Linked DNA regions of Homo sapiens: region 1 is linked to region 2. Evidence: chromatin contacts called from ENCODE Hi-C or POLR2A ChIA-PET data. All regions are on one chromosome and are shown on one strand. Each heading gives the region's core, a stretch centred on a gene start or an enhancer-like site at or near the end of the contact. The rest is flanking DNA. Distances are from core to core; before and after follow the strand shown. Region 1 has its middle 49 kb from the start of CARD11-AS1. Region 2 overlaps GNA12 (G protein subunit alpha 12).

What was found. Hi-C counts contacts between places; a loop is a spot of excess contacts on that map. ChIA-PET counts read pairs that join two places held with the same protein, here RNA polymerase II (POLR2A). Pooled maps may share reads with other maps.
Region 1: a loop to region 2 is called in a map with no recorded cell type, with 9 times the contacts of the local background. The contact joins two enhancer-like sites. A Hi-C loop is called at or near these places in 4 of 37 single-sample maps with no recorded cell type and 2 of 50 pooled maps. POLR2A ChIA-PET finds 5 or more read pairs at or near these places in 4 of 52 experiments (A549, GM12878, WTC11 and 1 more).

What each region holds. Positions count from the first base shown.
Region 1 is chr7:2,891,773-2,898,212 of GRCh38, reverse strand. No RefSeq gene overlaps it. Among named protein-coding and RNA genes, the nearest start is that of CARD11-AS1, 49 kb to the left of the region's middle. RefSeq lists an enhancer at 839-1,340. Within about 2 kb of position 3,537, at least 5 of the 41 ENCODE cell types and tissues checked have a DNase peak (open chromatin) inside an H3K27ac peak, as active enhancers do; they include GM12878, where a contact is called at or near this core.
Region 2 is chr7:2,816,795-2,824,316 of GRCh38, reverse strand. All of the region lies in intron 1 of GNA12 (G protein subunit alpha 12), which reads left to right. Among named protein-coding and RNA genes, the nearest start is that of GNA12, 24 kb to the left of the region's middle. RefSeq lists enhancers at 1,931-2,620, 2,621-3,310. Within about 2 kb of position 2,321, at least 23 of the 41 ENCODE cell types and tissues checked have a DNase peak (open chromatin) inside an H3K27ac peak, as active enhancers do; they include GM12878, where a contact is called at or near this core.

The sequences.
Region 1 (6,440 bases), core at 2,288-4,787, 73 kb before region 2:
AAATGATCCTCCTGCCTCGGCCTCCCAAAGTGCTGGGATTACCAGTATGAGCCACCATGCCTGGCCAAGAAGCAAAAGTCTTCGAGTTCCTTTACTTGGTTGCTGGGCTGTGTTTCTTGGCTTCAGACACTTCTGAGAGACTGCCCTTGGGTCACACCTTTGGAGGGGCGGACAAGATTCATGGCCAGAAAGTGGACAGCCTCCAGGCCCCATGAAGACAGTGAAACTATCAGAAACCGAGGCCACACCCAGCCCAGACCAGCAAGAGCCGATTGTGGATACCTCTTCCCAAGTCCCTATTCAGTGACTTTACAGGGGCAGCTTGATATTGGCATGATGGAGGTGTTTATACCAGGGAGGTGGCAAAAGCCATGAATCAGGATTTTTCCCCAGAGAGCAGGGAACTTTTTTTTTTTTTTTTTTTTTTATGGAGACAGAGTCTCACTCTGTCACCCAGGCTGGAGTACAATGGTGCGATCTCGGCTCACTGCAACCTCCACCTCCCGGGTTCACACCATTCTCCTACCTCAGCCTCCTGAGTAGCTGAGACTACAGGTGCACGCCGCCACGCCCAGCTAATTTTTTTGTATTTTAGTAGAGACGGGGTTTCACCATGTTGCCCATGCTGGCCTTGAACTCCTGAGCTCAGGCAATCCGCCTGCCTCGGCCTCCCAAAGTGCTAGGGTTACAGGCATGAGCCACTGCGCCGGGCCAGCAGGGAACCTTTCCTAGCACGTCTGTCTACAACTTTCTCCCAGACAGGGGACACCTGGTTCTTCTCATCTCTGCCTTTCGCACAACGGGATCCTCTCTCTCCTCTCTGAGTCTGCTTCCAGTGACCATTTTTATACTCAGCCCGCATATCCATATGGCTTCCAGCCCAGTGCTGCAGGAGGAATCTGACTGGACCAGCAGGCTTCCGGCTCGACTCACTGCGGGACCAGGCAGGGTCACATGGCGGGAAGGTGGCTGCCCAGGCCTGTGCGTTCAGCGGGGTTGTGGGGACTGGCCATCCTCAGGGAAGAGGTCACCAGTAGGGGGCACACCAGGGACACCCACTCCCGAGATCCCACGTGGCCCACCCTACTCTGTGACCCAGGCTTTTCTCAAGACACATTTCATTCCCCCAGGCCTTCACCGACCAGTACGCTGAGGAGGAAAACACAATAAACTTCAAGAAAAACACCAGAGGGCTCATAGGGACATTCTGGCAGGTTGGAGACGCAATTCAGAGAGAGAGGAGGGGCCGAGAGGGCAAGTGGACGGCTCCCTGGGCAACCCTTCCTCAGGTCATACCTACCTTTTCTCCCGATCCACGGATTTCATTGAATTTTTGTGTGTTAAAAATAACTGGCAGGGTGCAGTGGCTCACGCCTGTAATCCAGCACTTTGGGAGGCCGAGGCAGGTGGATCACCTGAGGTCAGGAGTTTGAGACCAACCTGGCCAACATGGTGAAACCTGAAACCCCGTCTCTACTAAAAATACAAACATTAGCCGGGCGTGGTGGCGAGCGCCTGTAATCCCAGCTACTAGGGAGGCTGAGGCAGGAGAATCACTTGAACCCGGGAGGCAGAGGTTGCAGGGAGCCGAGATCGCGCCATTGCACTCCAGCCTGGGTAACAAGAGCGAAACTCCCTCTCAAAAACAAAAAATAATAGTAATAATCAGAAACTGAAAGCAGACGTCTCTTTTGCCCATGGCCAGCTCACGGTGGGGGGCCTCTGGGGAGCTGGGTCTAGCAGTGCTTCACCTAAGAGGTCAAAGGGCTCCCCCTCCCCACGGGCCTGAGTCCCTTTGCCATCGGCAGCTCCCCTCCTGCCCCGGCACCTGGCCTGGCCTCTTGTTATCAGATCTCTGTTGATGAACTAGAGCAGCAACCCCAGGGCTGGGATAGCCACAGCCCTACCCAGGCAGCTGCCTGTGTTCCCATTGATCTCCCATCACATCCCATTACCGTCACTGCCGCACACATGCCTCTGAGTGCCCGCTTTGGGCGAGCGGAGTGGGGCTTGCAGCTCCTTTTGCTTGAGGCCTCTGGGTCTTCTAACCTTGAAGGTGACCTCCAAACTAGGCAAAGAGAACGGTCCCCTCCAGCAGACAAGGGTACCTACCATGCACCTGCCCATTTACACCTGGTGTTTACAAACCCAGCACAGACCTGCTCCCCTGGTGACCATCATTCCTACTTTACAGATGGGGAAACTGAGGCTCAGGGGGGTCTCACATCTGGGAACAGAGCTGAGATCTGAAGACAGAAACCTCCAGCTGGGCACAGTGGCTCACACCTCTCATCCCAGCACTTTGGGAGGCCGAGGTGGGAGGATCACTTGAAGCCAGGTGTTCAAGATCAGCCGGGGAAACATAGTGAGACCTTGTCTTTGCAAAAAAAAGTTTAATTGGCCAGCGTGGTGACACACACTGTAGTCCTTGCTACTCAGGAGGCTGAGGTGGGAGGATCACTTGAGCACGGGAGTTGAAGGCTACAGTAATCCGTGATGGTACAATCCAGCCTGAGCCACAGAGTGAGACCCTGTCTCTAAAAGTAACTATAATAATGAACAGGGGAACTTTCGAGGGCTTCTCACGGCCGCCTCAGGGCTTACTTGGTACAAGCTTCACTGAGGTGTGCATCAGGTCCAAGGACAGAGGTCAAGGTCAGACAAAATTCAGGAAGACTGGAGTTCCCAGGTGCTCAGGAGGCAGTGCTGAAAAATGAGAGGGGTGGGGGCCGGACGCAGTGGCTCACGCCTGTAATCCCAGCACTCTGGGAGGTGGAGGCGGGAAGATACCTGAGGTTGGGAGTTTGAGACCAGCCTGGCCAACATAGTGAAACCCCATCTCTACTAAAAATACAAAAAATTAGCTGGGCGTGGTGGTGTGTGCCTGTAGTCCCAGCTACTCAGGAAGCTAAGGCAGGAGACTTGCTTGAACCCGGGAGGCAGAGGTTGCGGTGAGTCCAGATCTCGCCACTGTACTCCAGCCTGGGTGATGAAGTGAGACTCTCTCTCAAAAAAAAAAAAAAAAAAAAGTTTTTAATTAAAAAAAAAACTAAAATTAAAATTTAAAAAAAAAAAAAGAATGAGAAGGGTGGGCCACCAATACTGGTACATATGTGGGGGCTCAGCTCAGAGCCCTGGCCCCTCCTCCCTGCAGACCCAGATATGGAGAGGTTGGTCCTGACTGAGGGTCCCCAGCATGGCCCACTTCCTGCACTGCCCCTGGGGTCAACAAGGCCCCTGGTGCCAACAAGGTCCTCTGCACAGGAGCACCCCAACCTGGGTCCCTGAACTCCTCGGTATCGTCCTTCCCTGGCAGCCCCAAGGCAAGACAGCCGGGGCCCTTGGCAGGAAGCTGGGGCTCACGCTGTGGGCAGGAGCTGCAGCTGCGCCGGGAAGCAGGTGGGTGAGGCGGGGGCGTGGAGGAGAGAGAGGAGAAAGGATTGGGGGCTTTCTGGTTTGTTTGGCTACTAAAATTAGCTGTTTGTGAACAGGGGGCCAAAGGCTCACACCCTCTCCTCTCAGCACAGTCTGCTTTGAAACCCCAGGTGCTTGGCTAAAAATTGTATTGAAAGTTTCCACGCGGCTTGGGGTGACTGGAAATGAGTCTCTGATACAGGATTGTCTTTCTTCCTTATTACATGTCACATTCAGTTCTGATGTTGTTTTGACCGACGCTGTGTGCCCCTCCTAGCTTGTATGATGGGTGGGATACGAACGCAGGTATGAGGCTGTGAAATTGCATTTGCTTCTGTGTGTGTGCGAGACAGGGAGACAGAGAGACAGAAGAGGAAGAGGAGGAGGGACGGAGGAAGGGATGAAGAAGGAGACACAGAGAGGAAGGACCAAGGAAGGGAGAGAGAAGGAGAAGGAGGCAGGGAAGGAGGGAGGGAGAGACAGAAACAGGAAGAGGGGAAACAGAACAGAGAGAAAAAGAGAAACAGAAAGAAACACACACACACAGGCTTTTAGACCACTAGCTGCTTGGCTGTTACCAGCCAAGGCCCAGGTGGACATTAGGTGTCTTGTTTTTTTCTTTTTCCTTTTTCTTTTTCTTTTTGAGAGAAGTTCTTGCTCTGTTACGCAGGCTGGAGTGCAGTGGTATGATCACAGCTCACTGCAGCCTCGACCTCCTGAGCTCAATCTCCTGCCTCAGCCTCCAGAGTAGCTGGGACCACACACACGCACCACCACACCTAGCTAATTTTCTTTCTTTTTTTTTTTTTTAAGAAATAGGGTCTCATTATGTTGCCCAAGCTGGTCTCAAACTCCTGGGCTCAAGCAATCCTCCACCTCAGCCTACCAAAGTGCTGAGATGACAGGTATGAGCCACCACGCCTGGCCTGGGGTCTTGGTGATGGAGTAGCCGGGCCCCCAGATGTGCCATCCCATGTGATTTCACAGTGAGGAGTCCTAGGGTGTCTGTTGGCTGGGAGATGCCCATATTGTGGGATGACGTGGAGCCCCAGGGTTGGAAATGGCCACATCTGAGCTCTCTGACAGCTTTCTGTAAGCCCAGGGAGGTAACGTCACACTAGAAAGGCTGGGTGACGAGCCACAGGAAGTCACTGTGAGGACCCAGTGAGCCCGTGCAAGGGGACCCCCCCACATGCAAGGGGACCCCCACATAGGCACCTCCAGCCCAGCTGTTAAATGGCCAGCCTAGTAGAGCCAGGTCCTCTTGGCATCTCTGCTTGGATTTCCCCAAATTCAGTGTCCAAATCCAAACAAACCGCCGGGTACGGTGACTCACATCTGTAATCCCAGCACTTTGGGAGGCCAAGACAGGCGGACCACCTGAGGTCAGGAGTTTGAGACTAGCTTGGCCAACGTGGTGAAACCCCATCTCTACTAAAAATACAAAAAAAAAAAAAATCAGCCGGGCATGGTGGCAGGCGCCTGTAATCCCAGCTACTCTGGGAGGCTGAGGCAGAAGAATCACTTGAACCCAGAAGGCAGAGATTGCAGTGAGCCGAGATCGTGCCACTGCACTCCAGCCCGGGCTACAGAGGGAGACTCCATTTCAAAAAAATAAATAATTTTTAAAAATAAACCCAACACTTTCTCCCTGGAAAGAGGAAACCTGTTCCTCTTCCCCCTCCACCAATGGCATCCCCACCCACCAGTCACTCAGGCTTAAAGCCCAAGCCTCATCCCCGGTTCCCAGCTGAACCCCAACAGACACCTCAAATCCCCTGCTTCTCTCCAGCCCCACCCTCTGCTCCATCTGAACCATGAACTCCCCTGAGCCTCTGAAAGCCCAGAGACTCCCTTCTCAAAATAACATTTTCAAATGCATGAAATAAAACACACAGGATCGCAAAGGAAGCCAACTTTCTTATCAAAATATTTAAAGAGCAAATGGGTAATCCGGTAATTTGCATGCTTTTTTGTGTGTGTGGTGAGTGAATGTATTAAATCACAGGATTGAATAACAAGCTCTGGCAGTGGGGCCAACAGCTGTCGTTATTCTGGAGTTGTGACAAGCATGCTTGGTGTTTCACGCTACCTGCGGCAGCTGCAGTGGGATGGGAAGACCCCCGTGTTTCTACTGATGAACGTGTCCCAGGCGCTGCATCATGCCTCTGCAGTTTTGTTTTTTTTTTTCTTCCATTCATTCATAAGGCAAGGAAATGCTCACTTTCCATTAGGGGGTAGGGAAAATAAAGATGTCATTTTTTTTTTCCATTCAACATTCACAGACTCCCTGAATTCTCTATCCATGGATTCGAATGAAGAGCGCCCTGATGGAGGGATCTTTCTGGAACACAAATTGGAGTGTCACTGTGATGATTGAGACCTTCCCATTGGAAGCTACCAGAATTGCTAATTTTTTTTTTTTATTTTTTTTTTTGAGATGGAGTCTTGCTCTGTCACCCAGGTTGGAGCGCATTGGCGTCATCTCGGCTCACTACACCTCCACCTCCCAAGTTCAAGCGATTCCCGTGCCTCAGCCTCCCGAGTAGCTGGGATTACAGGCTTGCACCACCACGCCCGGCTAATTTTTGTATATTTTTTTTTTAGTAGAGACAGGGTTTCATTCACCATGTTGGCCAGGCAGGTCTCGAACTCCTGACCTCAAGTGATCTATGCACCTCAGCCTCCCACAGTGCTGGGATTACAGGCGTGAGCCACCACGCCCAGCCTGGAATTACTATTATTTATTTTTTTATATTTTATTTTTTAGTAGAGAGGAGGTCTCGCTATGTTGCCCAGGCTGGTCTTGAACTCCTAAGCCAGGGCAACCCTCCCACCTGAGCGTCCCAAAGTGCTGGGATAACAGGTGAGAGCCATAGCACCTGATCCCCTGCTGCTGGAATTAAATGAGAACAATCTGCCGTGCTTACATGGCCTGGCCCCTTCCAGAACCTTCTTCCTCCTACTGGCTATATTCAGCCACACTGGCCCCCTGTTGGTCCCCAAAACTCTTTCTGTGCAAGGCC
Region 2 (7,522 bases), core at 1,072-3,571:
GCGGGCCTTAACTCTGTGTGTGAGGGGCTCTTTGTCCCTGAGGATTTCTGCAGAGGAGTGGCAGGATCTGACTTGGACATTCACGGGGTTGCCCTGGCCACCCTCACTGAGGGAGACCAGGTGGACGTGGGGGCAGTGAGAGGCTGTCATCCTGATCTGTGGGACCAGCGTGTTAGGAGTGGAGATGCTGGGAAGCGGTCAGATCCTAGAAATGTTGTGAAAGTGTTGATGTTGAAAATACCATTTTTGAGACAGGCAGACATGGGTGTGATCTGTTCAACTGGAAAAGGAGTCAACTATCTTTTAGGAACCATGTTTTGAATGTGAGCAAAAAGAATGGTGGTGGCATATGGTAATGACACTAACATGTAATGAGCGTTTCTCTCTAATTAAAGGGGATTTATTTTTATTGCCCTTATCTCTGTTTTCTAGAATGCGCATTATTTTCATGGGAAAAAGAGTCTTAGAAAAGACATTGCTTCTTTCTCTAAGTAATTTTACTGCATGATCTTTATTCTATGAAGTTTACTCATTTGCATTGGGTTTTATAGATATTAGTAGGTAGTTTGTGCTTTATTATGTCTGCAACATGCTTTTTTAATTTTTAATTTTTTTTTTAGCTTGCCTAGCCAACTAGAATGAAAGATCCTTTGACATTGAGTATTGCATTTTTATTTTTCCTGTATTCCAGCTTGTAACAGACACTTCCTAAGTGCTTATTGAACGAATTGTTCTAATTCTTTTAAGCAACGACTGGCCTCTTCCCGAACAGTTTTATTTTTCTAAATCTGCAGAGGGTTATTATTAGCATGCTTGAAAGACCAAAGAATGATTGTCTAATTCTTGAAGGTTCTCATTTGTTCTTCCTTATGCCCTCTGTTCCTGTTACCTTCCCCAAGCACTCCTCCTGCATATGCCGTCAAAGTCCTGAATTGGGGCTGCGGTTGAAGTTGGAGTGTCAGAACACGCTTTTGCCCTTACTGCTATCAGCCTTCAGTCAGATAAGTAGCCTTTTTATATAAATAGTTCCCTCTTGTCTCTGTAGAGCTGGGGAAGGCGGGGTCCCTTGGGTTTGTGTGTATGCTGGATGAAGCAGACAGAAGGGTTCTTCAGGGTATGGGGCCGTCTCTGGACTACACCAGGAAGCCTGGAAAAGGCCCTCCAACAAAGCCTGCCATAGATGATGCCTCGGACCCCACGTTTTTAGTTACAAATAATATACAAATAGTTACTGAGAATTAAAGTTACTTTCTTCAAGGCCATCAGAGTGGTTGGTAACTGTAATGTCCCTGAAAGACTCAGTGTCTTTAATCTCCTAAACCATGTTGAATTCCAGTAATGGGAGGCCAGGGAATGGGCAGAGGACTGATAGTGAATCTAGGGAGCACCTTTTTATCACATCTAGGAGGGGGCTGAGCAGACTCTCTTAGGGACTGAGGGGGTTGAGTGTTTATCTCCTTCAACTCCTTTCCAAGTCATTGTCTTTAAATCTTTCTTTTCTTTTGGAAACGGAGTCTTACTCTGTCGCCCAGGCTGGAGTGCAGTGGGGCGATCATAGCTCGCTGCAGCCTTTACTTTCTGGACTCAAGTGATCCTCTCAGTTCAGCCTCCTGTGTAGCTGGGACCACAGGCACGCACCACCACGCCTGGCTAATTTTTCTGTAGAAACAAGGACTCACTATGTTGCCCAGCCTGGTCTCAAACTCCTGGGCTCAAGCAGTCCTCCTGCCCTGGGCTTGCAGTCCTTTTTCTTTTTGTTGATTGAGGCTGATCTCACGCTCTTGGGCTCAAGCAGCCCTCCCACCTTGGCCTCCCAAAGTGCTGGGATTACAGGCGAGAGCCACCACGCTTGGCCCTTCAATCTTTATCAGGGTTTGAGAAGGGGACTTCCATAAGATATGTCTTAGATTGGGGAGGTTAAGAGTGTGCCAGGTCTCAGGCCCACCTAACTCAGAACTACCACTCTTAGTTACTGGACTGTCTACAGATGCTAGTTCCAGTAGGTAGATCTCTGAATTCTGAAGAAATTGCCCAGTGAAGCCTGACATGCAAAACAACCACTCCAGTCGCTGCCGCTGTATGGTTGAAAACGTACGAAGAACAACATCTCGGAGGAGGCATAGCTTCCCACAGAAGCTTCAGAATTTGTAGGTTTAGATAAAAAGTTAAAAGAGAATGGGAAGGCTAAGCACATTCTAACGTTTTTTAGCTAGGTTTGTTAAGAAATGTTGGTGGTAATCTGAATCACCCTTGTTGATGTGTATATCACATTTTACATAGTTCTAGTCATCACATCCTGGAATGTCAGCCTGGGCGGGCATGCGAGGGCCTGGTCTGATTCCCCTGTGTCCCTAGGGCCTGGCACCATGGCAGCACATAGTAGGCATTTGAGTATTTGTTGGATGCATAAATAAATTCTTGTAATAAATACAGGAAAAAGGTCTTAGGGAACTTGAAAGCCAAATTTTAATATTGATGATCTTGTAAACAAAGTATTTTTCATGTTTTAGTAACATGAAGGTCAGGATTCCACTAAGCAGGAATATGGTGTAACCTCATGTTTCCTGGCAACTAGCCCTTTGCTACTAGACTTGCCACAGGAAGGGAAAGAGCTTACCTAGCATTGTTCATCACTGTCTTGCTAAGGTGGAGGAAAACGAGGAGCAGGGAGCTGAGAAAATAGAATAACTGCAGGAGTTTCTCTTGTCCATAGGGCACACCGTTTGGGGTGAATTGTTTTGCTTGGGGCCACCCAGTGAGTTCGTTTGGAGTTGCAAGCCTCGCTTCCTTATATAGAGTCATTGATACAATTGGGGAGTTTCCTGAGTGGATGATTAAAGCAGTTCTGTATTCATTCTTCTCTGTAAGTGCCAACACCTGGCCGTGATTTCTCTGCGGTCAGCTGGAGACTGACATCCATTTTCTCACAGTATTTACGAGGGAAGGGAACCCTGGTTGGTGAATTCATTCTCATGGTCTTTTTGCCCGAGTCAGCAGCAAGACAGTCACCTTGCCACGGGAGGCAGCGTGTCCCTGTGTTGAACAGGCGGAGAGTCTCCCCTCAGGATACAGCAGGAGTGATTGGAATGATTCTGTTTCTCAGCCTGTCTTGCAGAACATCTGTAATCTAAGCGTCATCACAAAAATTCTTAAGCCAAGAATAAGCAGAACATTAACCAGAGAATAATTGATTGGCATCTTTCACCTAGACAACATTTTTGTGAAATGGGAGTGATTCCTGTGGAGTTTTGTCCATGTTGATGAAAACATGGATGTAGGCCGGGCGCGGTGGCTCACGCCTGTAATCCTGGCACTTTGGGAGTCCAAGGCAGGAGGTTTCTTGAAGTCAGCAGTTCAAGACCAGCCTGAGCAACATAGTGAGATCCCATCTCTATCAGAAATTTTTAGAAATTAGCTGGCCATGGTGGTGCATGCCTGTAATCCCAGCTACATGGGAGTCTGAGGCAAGAGGATGGCTTGAGTCCAGGAGCTTGAAAGCTGCAGAGAGCTGTGATTGCACCACTGCATTCCAGCCTGGGTGACAGAGTGAGATCCTGTCTCTAAAGTAAAAAGTTTTAAAAGACACAGTTGGAGTTTCCTCTTTGGAAGATTACAGGGCAGAGGCCAGGGTGGTCAGTGAGTCAGGAGCTGGTGACTGGCCGGTGGGGCAGGTCTGGACAACAAGCAGCTGCCACACTGTGTGTCACTTCCGTGCTCTGTGCTTTACAGCGCTTGGGACTTTCTTTTTCAATTTTTTAGCTTTTTTAATTTTATTTTTTATTTTTTTGTAGCGATAGGTTTTGCATGTCTCCTGGGCTAGTTTCAAGCGATCCTCTCACCTCAGCCTCCCAAAGTGCTGGGATTACAGGCATGAGCCACCATGCCTGGCCTCAGCTTAAAAAAAAAAAAAAAAAAGCTTTATTGAGCTATAACTCACATATCATACCATGCCCTCATTTAAAGCCTACAATTCAGTGGACTTCAGTCTATTTACAGAGCTGTGCAGCCATCACCACAGTCAATTTTTAAAACATTTTCATCACCCCAGAAAGAAACCCTGCAGCCACTGCACATTTTCCTCCTGCCCCAGCCCCAGCCCCGGGCGGCCACCAGCCCACTTTCGACACCGTGGATTTCTCTCGACGCTGTTGATTTGCCTTTTCTGAACATTTTATGTAAATGGAATCATACAGTATGTTGTCTTCTGCGACGGACTTCTTAGCATCGTTTCTTCAAAGTTCATCCATGCTGTAGCGTGGCATCGTCATCCCTCTAAGCGGCCGAATAGCATTCCCTTTTGCTACGCCCCGTTTTGTTTATCCGTGCCTCAGTCAGTGGCATCTAGGTTCTTTCCATCTTTTGTGTGTTATGAATGATGTTGCTATAAACATCCATGTGCGGGTTTTGGTGTGAACATGTTTTCTCTTGGGTGTATTCCTAGGAGTGGAATTGCTGAGTCAAATGGTTGCTTTATGTTTAACATTTTGACGAGCTACCCGAGTGTTTCTGAATTGGCCGCAACATTTCTGTTCCCACCAATATAACGTCTTTGGGGTCTAACCGTGCTTGTGTTTATCTGTCCTTTGAATTCCAGCCATCCCGTTTTCGGTTTGCCTTTCCTCGATGGTGAATGAGGTATAGCATCTTTTCATGTGCTTATGGGCCATTTGCGTATCTTCTTTGGAGATATGGCTATACAGATCCTTTGCCCATTTTTTTAATTTGGATTATTTGTCTTTTATGCAGACTAGGGAATTTCTTAAGGGGACTGCTTTTGGTTATTGTGTTTCTCACTTATAAACTCACCTTTCAGTAATGAGTCACATACACCTCCACAGCTGTTTTGGTTTTCTGTTGCCACTGTAACAAATTACCACAGGCTTCGGGACTTAAAACATTTATTTGTTAGCTCCTAGTTGCTTGGGTCAGAGGTCTGGGCACAGTGTGGCTCAGTTGGTTGCCCTGAGTGTCATGAGACTAACAGGAAGGTTCCAGCCGGACTGTGTTCCTTTTTGGAGGCTCTGGGAATGCATCGGCATCCAAGTTCATTCAGGTTGTGGCAAGGGTTCAGGTCCTTGCAGCTGTAGGACTGAGGTCCGGTTTCTTTTCTGACCTCCCTCGGCTCCTGGAGGCCTCCCTCCAGTCTTGCTTGCAGCCCCTGCAACTCAGAACCAGCAGCGAGCGGCTCACAAGGAACCTGCCAGACTTTTCCACCTTCCACATCTGCTTGTAAGGACTGGTGACTCCATCAGGCTCGCAGGGTAATCCAGAATAATCGCCCTATTTTAAGCTCAGCTGATTGGTAGCCTTAATTACCTCTGCAAAGACCTTTCACCTAGGTTCCCAATTGATGAATACCCCCGGCCATCTTTAGAATTCTGCCCGTGCCACGGGCTTGTGGCCTGCCTTACAGCCTTCTAGTTACAGGGGACCATGAAAGGGTTGTGAGGCTGGTCAGAGAGAGTAAGTGAAAACGGCAAGCGAAACCTGTGGGAGAGGCCACTTTGAGTCGCCTCCCTCCCTTGTTCGTTTGTCCTTTGCTTTTTTTTTTTTTTTTCAAGTTAGGGTCTCTGTCACCCACGCTGGAGTGTAGTGGCGCGATCTCGGCTCACTGCAACCTCCACCTCCTGGGCTCAGGCAATTCTCATGCCTCAGCCACTTGAGGAGCTGGGACTACAGGGCTACGCCACCATGCCCAAATATTGTTTGTATTTTTATTAGAGTCGGGGTTTCACCATGTTGCCCAGGCTGGTCTCGAACTCCTGACCTCAGGCAATCTGTGTGCCTTGGCCTCCCAAAGTGCTGGGATTACAGGCATGAGCCACCGCACCAGGCTTCCTGTTCTTTATTATAAGTTGTATTTTCTTTATTACAAGCTGTAGTTTGTCTAGCCTCTAATCAGTGGTTCTCCGTTGGAGAGACTATGCTCCCCAGGGGGACATTTGGCAGCGTCTGCAGGCGTGTTTGGTTGTGACACTGATGGGTGCCGCCGGCATCTGATGGTTGGAGATGCTGCTGACTGTCCTGCAGTGTGTGAGGCGCTCCAAAACAGAATTCCCCAGCCCCCAGATGTCAGTACTGATGTGGTAAACAAACTTTGTTCTATGTCAGATGGCCAGTTTTTTAATGGCAGAATTACACTATTATGTAAATAATTGATGTTCTTAATGATGACTCCCCCCAGAACCTACAAAACCCTGACATGCCTGTTAGCTGTGTAGGGAGTCATTCCGTGTTCATTGAATTAATTTTAATACGTTATAGTGAACTACAGTCCCACTTGAAACATTAAGAGCAATCTTACAGTGTGCTAGTACTTTTTCTTCTTTTTTTGTTTAGTTTCCTAACTATGAAAGCAGGTGTTCTAATACATTTGGAACTAATAATTCATGTGTAGTGTACTTATGGAGACTTAAAAATAAAACTAAAGGGAGGGAAGGAGGAATGGAAGGAGGAGATGATAATTAACAAAGAATTCCTTATTCACAATTAATAGATGACAACATTTGTCATAACTTTAGATGTTTCTTCTATGTTCCGTTCTCCTCCCCAGTCCTAATACTGGAACCAAACTGCTTAGACCAGAATCCTGAGTGACCTTGGATCAGCTGCATTCATTCATTTGTTCCACAAACATCTGAGTGCCAGGGGCTGTTTTCAGCATTGGGAATAACAGCAGTGGCCAAAAGTCAGAGTCCATGTTGTCTGCGTAATGGGCAGGTTAGGGACAAATAATGAGTAAGTGAAGAAATATATAATGTCTCCACAGAGAGAGCTGAGGGGCTGGTGTGGGCAGAGCAGAGTGAGTGAGGGCGAGAGAGCAGGTGGACATGGGGTGGCTGGGGTAAGGGAGGATATACAGTCTTGCAGGCTGTGTAAGGATTCTCATTTAAAGTGGAGTATGGGCCGGGTGTGGTGGCTCATGCCTGTAATCCCAGCACTTTGGGAGGCCGAGGCAGGGGTGGGAGGAATCACCTGAAGTCAGGAGTTCGAGACCAGCCTGGCCAATGTGGTGAAACCCCGTTTCTACTAAAAATACAAAAAATGAGCTGGGCATGGTGGCGCGTGCCTGTAATTTCAGCTATCAGGAGGCTGAGACAGGAGAATCGCTTGAACCCTGGAGGTGGAGGTTGCGGTGAGCCGAGGTCGCGCCATTGCGCTACAGCCTGGGCAATAGAGCGAGACTCTGTCTCAAAAATAAATAAATAAAAATAAAGTGGAGTATGATGGGAAGCCATTGGAAAGTTTAAGTAGAGAGTTGAACTGACCCAACTGTGTTTTTAAAAGGGTCATTGTTTGTTAAGTGGGGAGTGTAGACCTCCTCCAGGGGTAGGAGGTGGAAGTGGGCAAGAATGAGAGCAGGGGCATCAGTGAAGAGCAGCAGAGACCCAGACTGACTTGATGGGAGCAGAGGAGGCGGTAAGAAGTCACCGGAGTGCATTGCACATTCCTGATCATTTCTCTAGCCTGAGTTTTCTCATCTGTGAAATGGGGACAGTAATCATGGATGTCTCCTGGCCGC